3 separate regions of the Homo sapiens genome follow, and all the other regions are linked to region 1. The links are chromatin contacts, found by Hi-C or POLR2A ChIA-PET in ENCODE. All regions are on one chromosome and are shown on one strand. Each heading gives the region's core, a stretch centred on a gene start or an enhancer-like site at or near the end of the contact. The rest is flanking DNA. Distances are from core to core; before and after follow the strand shown. Region 1 holds the start of CCDC43 (coiled-coil domain containing 43). Region 2 holds the start of ACBD4 (acyl-CoA binding domain containing 4). Region 3 overlaps NMT1 (N-myristoyltransferase 1).

Region 1 (4,901 bases), core at 1,351-3,850:
CTCACGCCTATAGCCCCAGCACTTTGAGAGACTGAGATGGGTGGATCACTTGAGGTCAGGAGTTTGAGACCAGCCTGGTCAACATGGTGAAACCCCATCTCTACTAAAAATATAAAAATTAGCCAGGCATGGTGGCATATGCCTGTAATCCCAGCTACTCGGGAGGCTGAGAATCACCTGAACCCAGGAGGCAGAGGTTACAGTGAGCCGAGATTTTGCTACTGCACTCCAGCCTGGGTGACAGAGTGAGACTTTGTCTCAAAAAATAAAACATAAAACATAAAAAAAAAAGTTAGCCAGGCATGATATGTGATGGCAGGTGCCTGTAGTCCTAGCTACTTGGGAGGCTGATGAGAGGGGATTGCTTGAGTCCAGTCGTTCAAGGCTACAGTGAGTTATGATCACATTACTATAACAGAGCGAGACTCTCTTAAAAAAAAAAAAAGGCAAACTAATGTCTACCTTTATCAACAGAAACAGCTCCAAATAATGATGGACTGATCAAGAAGCTGGTACCAAGAAGTCTCAAAGTTATTTCAACAGCTTCATGGAGTGTTTAGAAACTTCCCAGCTGTAAATAAAAACTACCTTAAATTGCTTGCCTCCTACTCTTTCTCCCTATAATCTGTAATGTTGTGGTCCAAAAAAAGAATTGATTCCACTGTCTTGTATTTCCAGTGAACTTCCAAGCTTCCTCACAGGCTGTGTTAAAGTTTTCCCATTTATAAGCCAATCTTGCCAGAAGAGGCTCTGGAACTCAAATGGGTTACTGCCAGAAGAATCTGGGACAGCTGCACTAGTGTTATATTTCAACCATGTACCCAATCTATGAACTGCTTCCACCAAATGTGAGTGATTTTTTCCTAGCACTTGTTTCCGCTTTCACAAAACACTTTTGGATTTGAAAATGTTTCTGCCTTCTACCCTTTTAAAAAAATGAGATATGAATATGTACATTTATATCTATATATATTTATACTAATTTTTTTTTCTTTGAGACAGGGTCACTCTGTCACCCAAGCTGGAGTGCAGTGGCACAATCACGGCTCACTGCAGCCACAGCCTCCTAGGCTCAAGTGATCCTCCCACTTCAGACTTCTGAGTAGCTGGGACTACAGGTATGCGCCACCATACCTGGCTAATTTTTTAAATTTTTTTGTAGAGACAGGGTCTTGCTATGTTGCCCAGTGTGGTGTGGAACTCTTGGCCTCAAGCAATCCTCCCACCTCAGCCTCCCAAAGTGGTGAGATTACAAACATGAGCCACTGTGCCCCACCTCATGGTACATTTTGATTCTATTACTAGCCTTTCAAAATTGGTTTTGAGAATAACAAAGAACCCATTTTTCTAACCTGTCCATTGTAATAAATGCCAGAGGATAAAGCCTTTGATGGACAGACAGGTGGCTCTCACAGTAGCAATCAGGTATCCAGGATCTCCTCTAATCCATGAATGCAGAGACAACTCTAGCTTCTACAGCATTTAGTGATGATTCAAGTAAATTTTATTTTTAAGCTTGTATTTAAAAGGAAACAATTTGTTAGACAGCCACAGGTAGCACCTACAACCAATTTAATCTGTAATAACCAGTCTAATAAGTGTGTATGTTGGAGGTGTGGGAAGTGAAGATGAAGGCAGCAGAAATGATCAGGTTGAAAAAGTGGACATCTGGGTGACTTACTATGTAAACATAGCTTAAAGTACACATTTCTGAATACCTTGCTTCTAACAGGCTAAGGACTAAGTTTCTCTCTCTTCGTTAAAGCTCTGATCTCTCTCATACCCTCCTTCCCACCACCAATGATTACTGTAAATACTGTAATGGATCAAGCACGACGTTTGCTTCAGTTCTGCGTGGGCATGAAAAGACTTCTACCACCAGCTTACCTTTTATGGACTCCTACATCCATATAAGAATCAAAAGGGCACTTCCTGCAGGCTTCTGTCATGGGACAGCCCTGGGAACTGCCTTGTAATAGGCACAGACCTCCCAAGAGCATTTTAATACCCCCAGTGAACACTGTAAACGGATGGAAATGGAATTGGTCGTCAGATATTTATGATAACATTCCCATTCTGACATTTCAATGCCTTCGGAAGAACCCTCCTCGGCTCACTCACAAGCATCGGAGAGGGCCTTGTCCCCAAGAATACGAGAAAGCCCTTCCTCTCTGTGTACCTGCAGCTTTCAGGCTTCCCACACCTGGTTGGGGAGCAACCTCCTTCCCCCGCCGCCCAGATATCAGAGGAGTATACCTCTCCCAGGTGAGACCACTGAGCCTCTGGGATACCCGGTAGGGGAGGGAGGGTGCAAAGTACTGACAGGTCCTCAGATGCTGGCCAGAGGCTGAAGGAATGTGTCCAGGCTACTCACCAGGAAAGCAGAGAGGATCCCCTGCAGAGCGTCCAGCTTCTCTTCTTCCTCCTCCTCCTGCAGGATACCCAAGATGTAGGCTCCATAAACGGCTCGGTCCACTCCCAGTGCCTCCAACCGTCCGTCCAGCCAGGAGCCAAAGCCGCCGCCTCCGCCATCGCCTTCGCCAGGGGCTATCGCGGCCACTTCGCTGGGCGCCGCCATCTTGGGGTCAGGGTCCTGCAAGCCCCTAGGGCGCCTACCGCAGTGCCTGACGGGCCGCGCCGCAGGTCCACCGCGCATGCCTGAAGAGGAAGCCCAGGCCCGTAAGTGCAAAGAGCGCAGCCGTGTCGGCCGGCTTGAGAGTTTTGTGCTTTCTAGATGAAGCGCGTCTTCGCATACGTGCGGTCGCGTGATCTCACAAGATGCTTGGCATGTGAGTATTCTTAACAGACTCATTCTACAGTTCGGGAAGTTGAGAGAGGTGCAGTAATTTGGCCAAAGTCACGCGGCTAATAACTACCCAGGACTGGAGCTCAGCGTGGATGCCATCGCTTCCTCCACCCGACCGAGCTGCCTTCCCCGCGCTTTCGGGGGATGCTGGCCGCCCACTCCCACACAGCTGTCTGGCAAGAACCTCCTGACAGCCTGGAATACCCTCGTCGTCGCTACCGACGGCTACCACCTTCACCTGTACAAGCCCTTCCCTGTCAAAGTAAAGGTTGCAGAAAACCTTCCCTGATTCCATGGTAGGCACTCAGTAAATAAACAGGCAACCTCAAGTTATTTCTTCCACTCATTGATTCAACGCGTGCACGGGACTATTCTTTGAGAAGCGTACCCCACCCTCTGCTAGGCACTGTGCCAAAAGCTTTTCATGCATTATCTCTTGTAATCCTCCCTACAGCCCTGTGGGGAGATGCTTTTATTGTCCACATTTTAAAGATAAGGAGACAGGCCGGGCGCCATGTCTCACGCCTGTAATCCCAACAGTTTGGGAAGCCGAGGCGGGTGGATCACCTGAGGTCAGGAGTTCGAGACCAGCCTGGCCGACATGGTGAAACCCCGTCTCTAGTAAAAATACAAAAATAAGGCCGGGCACGGTGGCTCACTCCCGTAATCCCAGCACTTTGGAAGGCCAAAGTGGGCAGCTCACCTGAGGTCTGGAGTTCGAGACTAGCCTGACCAAAATGGAGAACCCCCGTCTCTACTAAAAATACAAAATTAGCCGGGCGTGGTGGGACATGCCTGTAATCCCAGCTACGTGGGAGGCTGAGGCAGGAGAATCGCTTGAACCCAGGAGGCGGAGGTTGCGGTGAGCAGAGATCGTGCCATTGCACTCCAGCCTGGGCAACAAGAGCGAAATTCCGTCTCAAAACAAACAACAACAACAACAAAAGCCAGGTGTGGTGGCGCGGGCCTGTAATCCCAGCTACTCAGAATCGCTGGAACCCGGAAGGCGGAGGTTGCAGTGAGCCAAGATCGCGCCGCTGCACTCCAGCCTGAGCGACAGTGAGACTCCATCTCAAAAACAAACAAACAAACGAACAAACAAAATCACTAAAGATAAGGAGACAGATATGGAGAGAGTCACACAACTAGAGGGCGCCTAACCAGTGGCAAGAACTCTTCTTTGGCAGAGTTATGAGAGCTTCAGCTGACGTCAAAACACCTGGCTCTGGGCTGGAATGAATTACCCAAGAATTTGGTTGGCTTTAGCTGAAGTGCAGAGGAAGCTGGCAAGGTCCTGGCTAACTCCTTCCTCAAATATGTACTGAGTACCTTCAGTATGGCATTGTTGCTGGCACTGAAAACACAAAAATGAATGTCACAAAATATATGTCCTCAGGGGTTTTTAATCCATTAGGAACAGACATGTTTAAACAAATGATGACAATATAGTGATATAAATGTTTTAATGGAGCTTTATCTAGCGGAGATTGCAGTAGGATGCCTAGAAGATTGAGTTAACTTTACCTGTTGGAGTGGAGTTGGAAGCAGGTGGGGAGAGGTTCATAGGAAATCCAGGAAGGCTTCCCAGTGGAGATGATGCTTGAACTTTCTTGAAGAATGGTAGGAGTTCTTTACATAAAGGGACTGGAGGGAAAAAGGGGGTAGATCCAGATGCAGGGGAACTGTGAATTCAAAGGCTTGCTAGGGGGCCTCCAGAGAGTCATGTATGGCTTGAGCTACAGGATTCAAATAGAAGATATTCAGGGGATAACAACAAAAAAAGAAGGAAAGGAGTTTGTATACCTTGCAGAGGTCCTCTTATTGCAGAGGTCTACCCTTAGTGGCATTGGGATTATGTAAATGAATGGACACTAAATGAATGGCACAGATACAAATGTAAGAAATATGGCAGAGTGTGAATTTTAGTTGCGTGGCTTCTGTGTGCTCGCTGAGTTAGATAGAATGTGACACTAACAGAGTCAGAGGCCAGAGTCAGCCTCCAAAGGCTTGCCTCTTTTTCAAGTCCTCAGTTATTCTTTCTAATCTAGTAGCTGTCTTGCAGGTAGGGCTTGTCAGTTCACAGACCTGGGTGCCA
Region 2 (4,066 bases), core at 1,567-4,066, 450 kb after region 1:
CAGGCCTCAGCAGGGAACCAGAGCCGGGACAGGACGCAGGGCCGGGAGCGAAGGCAGAACCCCGGGAGCTGAGCCGCTCGGGGCAGCGCGAACCCGAAGGGATGGGCATGGGGGTGGGGAGGTTGGCAGTGACGTCATAGGATTAACCTCCCTGTGCCAGGCCAGGTGCTGCCCCCTCGGAGAGCCACAGTCTCGGAGCTGACGGACCTGGGGAGCGTGAGGCGGAGCCGAGCCTGGAGTCCCCAGCAACTGGTTCTGGGTTCGAGGCTTGGACAGGCCGGCACCCCAGCCCGGCACCCGCGGTGTAGTTGTCCGCGACGTCAACCCGTGGGTGGGCATCCGTGTGCAGGTTCTGGTGGCCGAGTCGGGTGTGCACTTACTATTTATATGCAAGCACCAGAGTGCGTGCGCGAAGTGGGGGACGTCCAGGTGGCAGCGTTTCTGCGGCCGGTGGCCTGGGTCCGGCAGAGACATGGGCGCACACCGCCACTTTGCGGCGGCCAGCGGCGTGGCATCCTACAGAGAGGCTAGTGCTCAGGGCCTGATTTGCCACCTACTTGCCCTGCTCTACCCCATCCTCAGATCTCCCAGGCCCAGAGATTCTGCACACTGGCTTGGGTCCCTACGCCACTCTGGGGTCCTGAATTTTCTTTTTTTTTTTTTTTTTTTTTTTTTTTTTGAGACGGAGTCTCGCTCCGTCGCCCAGGCTGGAGTGCAGTGGCGGGATCTCGGCTCACTGCAAGCTCCGCCTCCCGGGTTCACGCCATTCTCCTGCCTCAGCCTCCCAAGTAGCTGGGACTACAGGCGCCCGCCACTACGCCCGGCTAATTTTTTGTATTTTTAGTAGAGACGGGGTTTCACCGTTTTAGCCGGGATGGTCTCGATCTCCTGACCTCGTGATCCGCCCGCCTCGGCCTCCCAAAGTGCTGGGATTACAGGCGTGAGCCACCGCGCCCGGCCCTGAATTTTCTTCTTGATTATCGTATTCGCCTTTGTGCTTTTGATCCTGCCGTTCCTTCCTCCAGAAACAACCTTCCTTATTCTCCTGGTTTACCCTTTTGTTATTCTTGTTGTTGGATAGGCTAAGTCTACATTTCTTTTAATTGTTATGGACACTTAATAGTTGCAGAGAATTATGGAGAGGCATGTAATGTTTTGATACAGGTATAAAATGTGTAATGATCAAATCAAGGTAATTGAAGTAACCATCACCTCAAGCATTTATCATTCCTTTGTATTAGGAACATTCCAATTCCGCTTTTAGTTATTTGTATTTGTATTTTATTTGTTTATTAGAGACAAGGTCTCACTACTTGGTTGCCCAGGGTGGAGTGCAGTGGCATGATCATAGCTCACTGCAGCCTCAAAGCAATTCTCTTGCCTTGGCCTCCCAAAGTGTTGGGACTACAGGCCTGAGCCACCACTTCCCGCCCAGTTATTTTGAAATATACAATAAATTGGCCGGATGCGGTGGCTCACGCCTGTAATCCCAGCACTTTGGGAGGCAGAGGTGGGATGATCACTTGAGGCCAGGTATTGAATGAAGACCAGCCTGGGCAACATAATGAGACTTCTGCCTCTACAAAAATTGTTTTTAAAATAATTAATTTAAAAAGATACAATAGGCCGGGCGCGGTGGCTCACGCCTGTAATCCCAACACTTTGGGAGGCCGAGGTCGGCGGATCACGAGGTCAGGAGATCGAGACCATCCTGGCTAATATGGTGAAACCCCGTCTCTACTAAAAAATACAAAAAATTAGCTGGGCGTGGTGGCGAGCGCCTGTAATCCCAGTTGCTCGGGAGGCTGAGGCAGGAGAATGGCGTGAACCCGGGAGGCGGAGATTGCAGTGAGCCGAGATCACGCCACTGCACTCCAGCCCGGGAGAGAGTGAGACTCCGTCTCAAAAAAATAAATAAATAAAATAAAATAAACAAAATAAAAAGATACAATAAATTATTGGTAACTATAATCGTTGTATTGTGCTACCGAACACTGGATCTCATTCATTCTAACTGTATTTTTGTACCCATTTCCCCCCCTCCCCAGTACCCTTCCCAGCCTCTGGTAACCATCATTCTGCGATGTCCATTTTGCTTACTCTTTTTTTTTTTTTGAGATGGAGTCTCACTCTCGCCCAGGCTGGAGTGCAGTGGGGCAATCTTGGCTCACTGCAATCTCCACCTCCCGGGTTCAAGCGATTCTCCTGCCTCAGCCTCCCGTGTAGCTGGGATTACAGGCGCGCGCCACCACGCCCGGCTAATTTGTGTATTTTTAGTAGAGATGGGGTTTCACTATGTTGGCCCGGCTGGTCTCGAACTCCTGACCTCAGGTGATCCGCCCGCCTTGGCCTCCCAAAGTTCTGGGATTACAGGCATGAGCCACCGTGCCCGACCATCTTCCAAAACTGAGCTGTGATGTCCTTCCTCTAGAACACCTGACCACAGGACATGACTTTTTTTAATCCCCAGTGCCTAAGTGTCTAGAGAGCTGAGTGGGTTGCCTCGGATCGGCCAGGCCTGGATATCAGCGAACAGATGCGGATTTCCACCAGGGGGCGCTAGGACGCCACGACCTTTCACTATGTGCACCAGGGGGCGCTGCCGCCCGCCTTGGCCATCCCGGGCTGGGAAGTCCGACCCTTCGATTAAGCCCCGCCTGATTGGGAAAGGCTCTGAGAAACTATTTGCATGATCTTGAAAGAGCTGTGCTGAATGGTTGAGGTAGGTAAGCCGAATGTGAAACAGGCTCTCTCATTGGCCTAAATTCCCCCCCTCGATCTGCGTCGCCATCCCGGCCCTGCTGGACCCCGGGGTCAGTAGGAAGCCGCGGGGTGGTGGCGAGAGAGGACCCAGGTGTCCTGGCAGTGGGCGCCGCGGGGCACACGCTGGGCCAAGGTGCAGGCGGCCAGGGTGGGAGACTGTTCGCCCCGCCCTGAGTACTCCTATCTTGTTTCTCCACCTGTTCGGGAGTTGGAGATGTGCACCTAAAGGAGGCGCATCTGGGGACGGACACATCTGGCACTGAGGCCCTCGCCACCTGCCTCGCCACCTGGCGACCCTGACCCCACCACACTGCCTTGAGGTAGGAAAAGGAGGCTCCTCAACCACAACTTCTGACCTCCCAGGGTGTCTGAGGCCTCTAAAGAGCTTAGTTTGCCCCTCTGGGAAGTGAATCCTTGGCTTATGGTGCCGGGGGGACCCTGGAGGCCCCCTCACACGAAGGCTGCTTCTTGCAGAGTCGCTCAAAAGTAGGGCCCCAGGGCTCGCAGCAGCATGGGCACCGAGAAAGAAAGCCCAGAGCCCGACTGCCAGAAACAGTTCCAGGCTGCAGTGAGCGTCATCCAGAACCTGCCCAAGAACGGTGAGGCTGCGGGGACTCGCATTTGGACTCGCATTCAGGACGCCTGGGGTCTGACTCTGAAGAAAGAATGGTCCTGATCACTGCAGTTTTTGCAGACAAGCCCCTGCCTGGGCTGTCCTGGGGGTTCCCTCCGCTTCCTATCCTAGTCCAGATGCCCTGGGTGGGACCCATCACCACCTCTGCCCTTTCCAAGCAGGGTTCTCCCGCCCCTCCGCCCCTTGGAGCTGGGAGTGATGCTTTGCCCTGGCTTCCCAACTCTCTGCCCAGGTTCTTACCGCCCCTCCTATGAAGAGATGCTGCGATTCTACAGTTACTACAAGCAGGCCACCATGGGGCCCTGCCTGGTCCCCCGGCCCGGGTTCTGGGACCCCATTGGACGATATAAGTGGTGAGCTCCCTGCTGGCTGGGCAGACAAGCCTCAGCTGTCAAGCAGCCCTCTCACAGCCCTCTGCCCCCAGGGACGCCTGGAACAGTCTGGGCAAGATGAGCAGGGAGGAGGCCATGTCTGCCTACATCACTGAAATGAAACTGGTGGCACAGAAGGTAAGGGCTGCAGGTTCTCTGTCCCCAGGCTCCTGGCCAGGTGGCCTCACCCTTCCAGTTCTGACCCCCACTACGTTTCCTACACATGGACCCCCTCATGGGAATCACCACCTTCATGTTACCCCCAACCCTGCCTATCTTTGGCCCCTGACTGGGCACA
Region 3 (4,901 bases), core at 1,310-3,809, 390 kb after region 1:
AGTCCAAGACCAGACTGGCCAACATGGTGAAACCCCGTCTCTACTAAAAATATAAAAATTAGCTGGGCCTGATGCTGGGCGCCTGTAATCCCAGCTACTCAGGAGGCCGAGGTGTGAGGATTTGCTTGAACCTGGGAGGTGGAGGTTGCAGTGAGCCGAGATCACACCACTGCACTAGAGGCTGGGCAACAGAGCGAGACTCTTGTCTTAAAAAAAAAAAAATGGCTGGGCGTGGTGGCTCACGCCTGTAATCCCAGCACTTTGGGAGGCCAAGGCTGGCAGATCATGAGGTCAGGAGTTCAAGACCAGCCTGGCCAACATGGTGAAACCCCGTCTCTACTAAAAGTATGAAAAATTAGCCAGGCATGGTGGTAGTCCCAGCTACTCAGGAGGCTGAGGCAGGAGAATCGCTGAACCCAGGAGGCGGAGGTTGCAGTGAGCTGAGAACACGGCACTGCACTCCAGGCTGGCAACAGAGCAAGACTCCGTCTCAAAACAAAACAAAAAAAGAGGCCAGGCACGGTGGCTTACGCCTGTAATCCTAGCACTTTGAGCGGCTGAGGCAGGCAGATCACCTGAAGTCAGGAGTTCAAGACCAGCCTGACCAACATGGCGAGACCTCATCTCTACTAAAAATACACAGATTAGCTGGGTATGGTGGTATGTGCCTGTATTCCCAGCTACCCAGGAGGCTGAGGCAGAAGAATCACTGGAACCTGTGATGAGGAGGCTGCAGTGAGCCAAGATTGTGCCATTGTACTCCAGCCTGGGTGACAGAGCGAGACTCCATCTCAAAAACAAAAAACATGAATCAAGAAACAAACAAAAAATGATGCCAGATTCCTGGAGAAGGATTAGCCTGGCTTCTGTGGGGTCCTCTAGTTTTGTTTTCCCTTAGTCCAAATTGAGGCCATTCTTCTGTGAAGTGGCGTTGGCTTGCTAGGATGCTTTTTGAAGTTCTACTCTCAAGGCCTCTGAGCTTGGTTCCCTATGAATAATTAAAATTATTATAATTACCATGAAAGCTAACTGGAGTGGGCTCCTTGGAAGTCTGGTTTTGCTGAATTGGTTGTCTTCTGTTTGGGGGTGTTGACTGTAAGACTATGTGTACTCATAATGTGTCCTCACGGATGGGGCTCAATACTTGGTAGCTCAGTGAAAATGACTCATTAAAGAAAAAAAAAAAAAAGTGGCCAGGCACGGTGGCTCATGCCTGTAATCCTAGTACTTTGGGAAGCTGAGGCAGGTGAATCACCTGAGGTCAGGAGTTTGAGACCAGACTGACCAACTTGGTGAGACCCTGTCTCTACTAAAAATACAAAAATTAGCTGGGTGTGATGGCACATGCTTATAATCCCAACTACTTGGGAAGCTGAGGCAGGAGAATCCCTTGAACCTAGGAGGCGGAGGCTGCAGTGAGCTGAGATCGTGCCATTGCACTCCAGCCTGGGCAACAAGAGTGAAACTCTGTCTCAAAAAAAAAAAAAGAAAAGAAAAAACAACTTCCCTGTGTTCTTCAGCCGTGTGCTTGATGTACAAGTTGAAACAGGATTTTTGCTCAGTAACTGGCTGCTTGTACAAATTCAAGCCAATATAAAGAAAATGAAATTTGCTCTCTGATTTTAGTTTCGGTCTTGGAGATTTCTAGATACTTGTATTGGCAATGCATAAAGCAGAACAAGAGTTCAGCCCAAGATCCTTCCACAAAAATTGGGTTCATGAGGTGATAGCTACATGGAAGTATCTCCGCTAAATAGGAAGAACAAAGGCAGGAAGGTAGTTTTTACAGTGATTTTGCATATTTGTAAAGACTTTTAAAGTTGGAAGAAGTAATTATTTTCCCCATGTGAAATTATGTTTAGTAAGTATCCAGTTGGTTAATCTACAGCAGTTCTTCACCTTACCTTTTTGATTCTTTCTTTTGTAGAATTATAAAAAGTTATTCTTATGGTAATTCATATTACCATAATTTGTTCCATAAGCTGTTATGGAACCAGCTAATTTGTGGTTATGGACCAGATAATTTGTTCCATAAGCTGTTATGAATAAGAATTTATATTATAAATTGTATCCAACAATGGGACACTGCTTTGTCTCCTAATATCAGCCAGGTCTTGTTTGTTTGTTTTTTGAGATGGAGTTTTGATCTTCTTACCCAGGCTGTAGTATAGTGGTGCAATCTTGGCTTACCACAATCTTCACCTCCCAGGTTCAAGTGATTCTCCTGCCTCAGCCTCCCGAGTAGCTGGGATTACAGGCATGTGCCACCACGCCCGGCTAATTTTGTATTTTTAGTAGAGACAGGGTTTCTCCTTATTGGTCAGGCTGGTCTCGAACTCCCGACCTCAGGTGATCCGCCTGCCTTGGCCTCCCAAAGTGCTGAGATTACAGGCGTGAGCCACCGCACCCAGCCTATGAGCCAGTTTTTAAATCTTATAATGCTTCACGTAATCCTGAGACTGAAGTGAAAATATCTGGAGTAGGAAAACCACAGAGTTGTCCTAGGCTGCAGATGGTCCTGTGTGCAATAACAAAATTGAGTTACTAAGAAGAAGAAGTTATCTTTAGGCCATAAATGACTTTATGGTTTCTGTTGTTTGCCATGGCCTTGGGGGTTTTGCTGAGCATCTGGTTTTAAGGAAGTTACCTTATTTCCCCTTTGAATGTTCTCAGTCTTCCTTCCATGTTAATGCCTTCTGGGTCTCATTAATATCATACCAAGTAGGTGTACTTGCATCTAGACTTCATGACCTTATGCTTGGACTAAAGGAACCTTCAGACTTAACTGGATCTCTCCCTGTCACAGTCTTTCTGCATCAGGGGCACTGAGAGGCCCGGCCAGATGGAAGCTGTGGGAGGCAAGAGTGGACAGCGTAAGTGGGAAATGAGGGTGATAGGCCTAGGGAAAAATTGGGCTTGATACCTTCCAAGTTAAGAAGCCGCTGTTACTCTAGGATTTCAAGCATGGGGGGGACACATGGAAAGCCATTTTCACAGAGGTGAGTCCCACAGCTATATAGAGTTCAGGTGATGCAGAAAGATTGTGAAGGCAAAGAGATCCAGAAAAGGCTGGAGGTAACTTAAGTCCAAGGGTAAGGTCATGAAGTCTGGATGTGAGCATTCCTCCCAGGAACAGGAAGAGATAGGAGAATCTGAAGACATTCTGTGAAGAGAATTGGCAGCATGTGATTTCAGATCACTTTCTCCCTGTATATATATATATACACAGTATCTGTCTGTGAGATGATAGTAATATTCATAATAACTCCGAGGCATTTTGAGACCCTGAAGTCTTTCTGAATTATAAATTGTATTTAACATAATGTTAATGGAAAATTGTATTTTATATTGTTTTAATTCTTGGGGGTTTTGGTGTTTTTTTGTTTGTTTGTTTGTTTGTTTTGAGACAGTGTCTGGCTGTATTGCCCAGGCTGGAGTATAGTTGTGCGATTTTAGCTCACTGCAGGCTCCTCCTCCCAGGCTTCAAGCCAACCTCTCAACTCAGCCTCCCCAGTAGTTGGGACTACAAGTGTGCACCACCACACCTGGCTAATTTTTGGATTTGTGTTAGAGACGGGGTTTCGCCATGTTGCCCAGGCTGGTCTCAAACTCCTGAGCTCAAGTGATCCGCCTGCCTTTTCCTCCCAAAGTGTTGGGATTACAGGCATGACCCACCATGCTGGACCTTTCAATTATTTGAAAATTGATTGTCTAAAATATACAGTTAAAATTACCTCTGTGTTTAGCTGATTCTACAGATTAGGATTCACTGTACTCAGGTTGGACTCCTAATTTTGACTTTTCTTTTTTTCTTTTCTTTTCTTTTTCTTTTTTTTTTTTTCCCCAAGATGGAGTCTTGCTCTGTCGCCCAGAGCTGGAGTGCAATGGCATGATATTGGCTCACTGCAACCACAGCCTCCCGGGTTCAAGCAGTTCTCCTGCCTCAGCCTCCCAAGTAGCTGGGATTACAGGCGCATGCCTCCACGCCTGGCTAATTTTGTATTTTTAGTAGAGACGGGGTTTCACCATGTGGGTCAGGCTGGTCTCGAACTCCTGACCTCATGATCTGTCTGCCGCGGCTTCCCAAAGTGCTGGGATTACAGGCATAAGCCACCGCGCCCAGCCAATTTTGACTTTTCAGTGTGGCTAAGAGGCTGAGCATGGTGGCTCACACCTGTAATCCCAGCACTTTGGGAGTTCAAGGCAGCAGGATCACTCAAACCTAGAATTTGAGACCAGCCTGGGTAACATAGGGAGACCCCTGTCTCTATTTTTTAATTTAATAAAACATTAATGAGGCTAAGAAACTTTTTGCTTCATTCATGGGGTGTGTCATGTAGGGGAAAGCAGCACAAGGAAGTCCCCTTGATCACGTGCACACATGCACACGTGCATACACACAGACATGTTTCTTTTATTTATTTATTTATTTTTATTTTTTGAGACGGAGTCTCGCTCTGTCGCCCAGGCTGGAGTGCAGTGGCGCAATCTCGGCTCACTGCAAGCTCCGCCTCCCAGGTTCACGCCATTCTCCTACCTCAGCCTCCCAAGTAGCTGGGACTATAGGCGCCTGCCACCACGCCTGGCTAATTTTTTGTATTTTTAGTAGAGACGGTGTTTTACCATTTAGCCAGAATGGTCTCAATCTCCTGACCTAGTGATCCGCCCGCCTCGGCCTCCCAAAATACTGGGATTACAGGCGTGAGCCACTGCGCCCGGCCACATGTTTCTTGTAATCTCTCCATGGCAGGAGTAACTGGGTGCTATTGTTGTTTTAGTTTCCCAAGATTCCTAATGCTGGGTTTTGCCAGTGGTGATCCCTCAGTCTGAGCTTGCCGACAGTTGTCCTCAATCCTGCAGATCTGGTTTAGGCATTTCTTTTTTTTTTCCCTTTTTTTTTT

Evidence for each region. Hi-C counts contacts between places; a loop is a spot of excess contacts on that map. ChIA-PET counts read pairs that join two places held with the same protein, here RNA polymerase II (POLR2A). Pooled maps may share reads with other maps.
Region 2: a loop to region 1 is called in a pooled map, with 5 times the contacts of the local background. The contact joins the promoter of ACBD4 here to the promoter of CCDC43 in region 1. A Hi-C loop is called at or near these places in 7 of 50 pooled maps. POLR2A ChIA-PET finds 5 or more read pairs at or near these places in 2 of 52 experiments (activated CD4-positive, alpha-beta T cell and activated T-cell).
Region 3: a pooled map shows a loop between it and region 1 (2.7-fold over the local background). The contact joins the enhancer-like site here to the promoter of CCDC43 in region 1. A Hi-C loop is called at or near these places in 1 of 37 single-sample maps with no recorded cell type and 9 of 50 pooled maps. POLR2A ChIA-PET finds 5 or more read pairs at or near these places in 1 of 52 experiments (HEK293).

What each region holds. Positions count from the first base shown.
Region 1 is chr17:44,687,176-44,692,076 of GRCh38, forward strand. It overlaps CCDC43 (coiled-coil domain containing 43), which reads right to left and starts at 2,601. Exons shown (of 5, transcript NM_144609.3): 1 at 2,375-2,601. The coding sequence starts at 2,578. It overlaps LOC105371792 (a long non-coding RNA gene), which reads left to right. Exons shown (of 4, transcript XR_007065769.1): 2 at 679-848; 3 at 1,003-1,118; 4 at 1,766-1,838. LOC124904010 (a long non-coding RNA gene) reads left to right here and starts at 2,606. Exons shown (of 2, transcript XR_007065770.1): 1 at 2,606-2,679; 2 at 2,820-3,135. RefSeq lists enhancers at 2,334-2,923, 2,592-2,731.
Region 2 is chr17:45,132,871-45,136,936 of GRCh38, forward strand. ACBD4 (acyl-CoA binding domain containing 4) reads left to right here and starts at 2,817. Exons shown (of 10, transcript NM_001135705.3): 1 at 2,817-3,083; 2 at 3,238-3,362; 3 at 3,630-3,750; 4 at 3,822-3,906. The coding sequence starts at 3,275. RefSeq lists an enhancer at 369-438.
Region 3 is chr17:45,075,277-45,080,177 of GRCh38, forward strand. All of the region lies in intron 1 of NMT1 (N-myristoyltransferase 1), which reads left to right. Among named protein-coding and RNA genes, the nearest start is that of NMT1, 16 kb to the left of the region's middle. Within about 2 kb of position 2,560, at least 3 of the 41 ENCODE cell types and tissues checked have a DNase peak (open chromatin) inside an H3K27ac peak, as active enhancers do.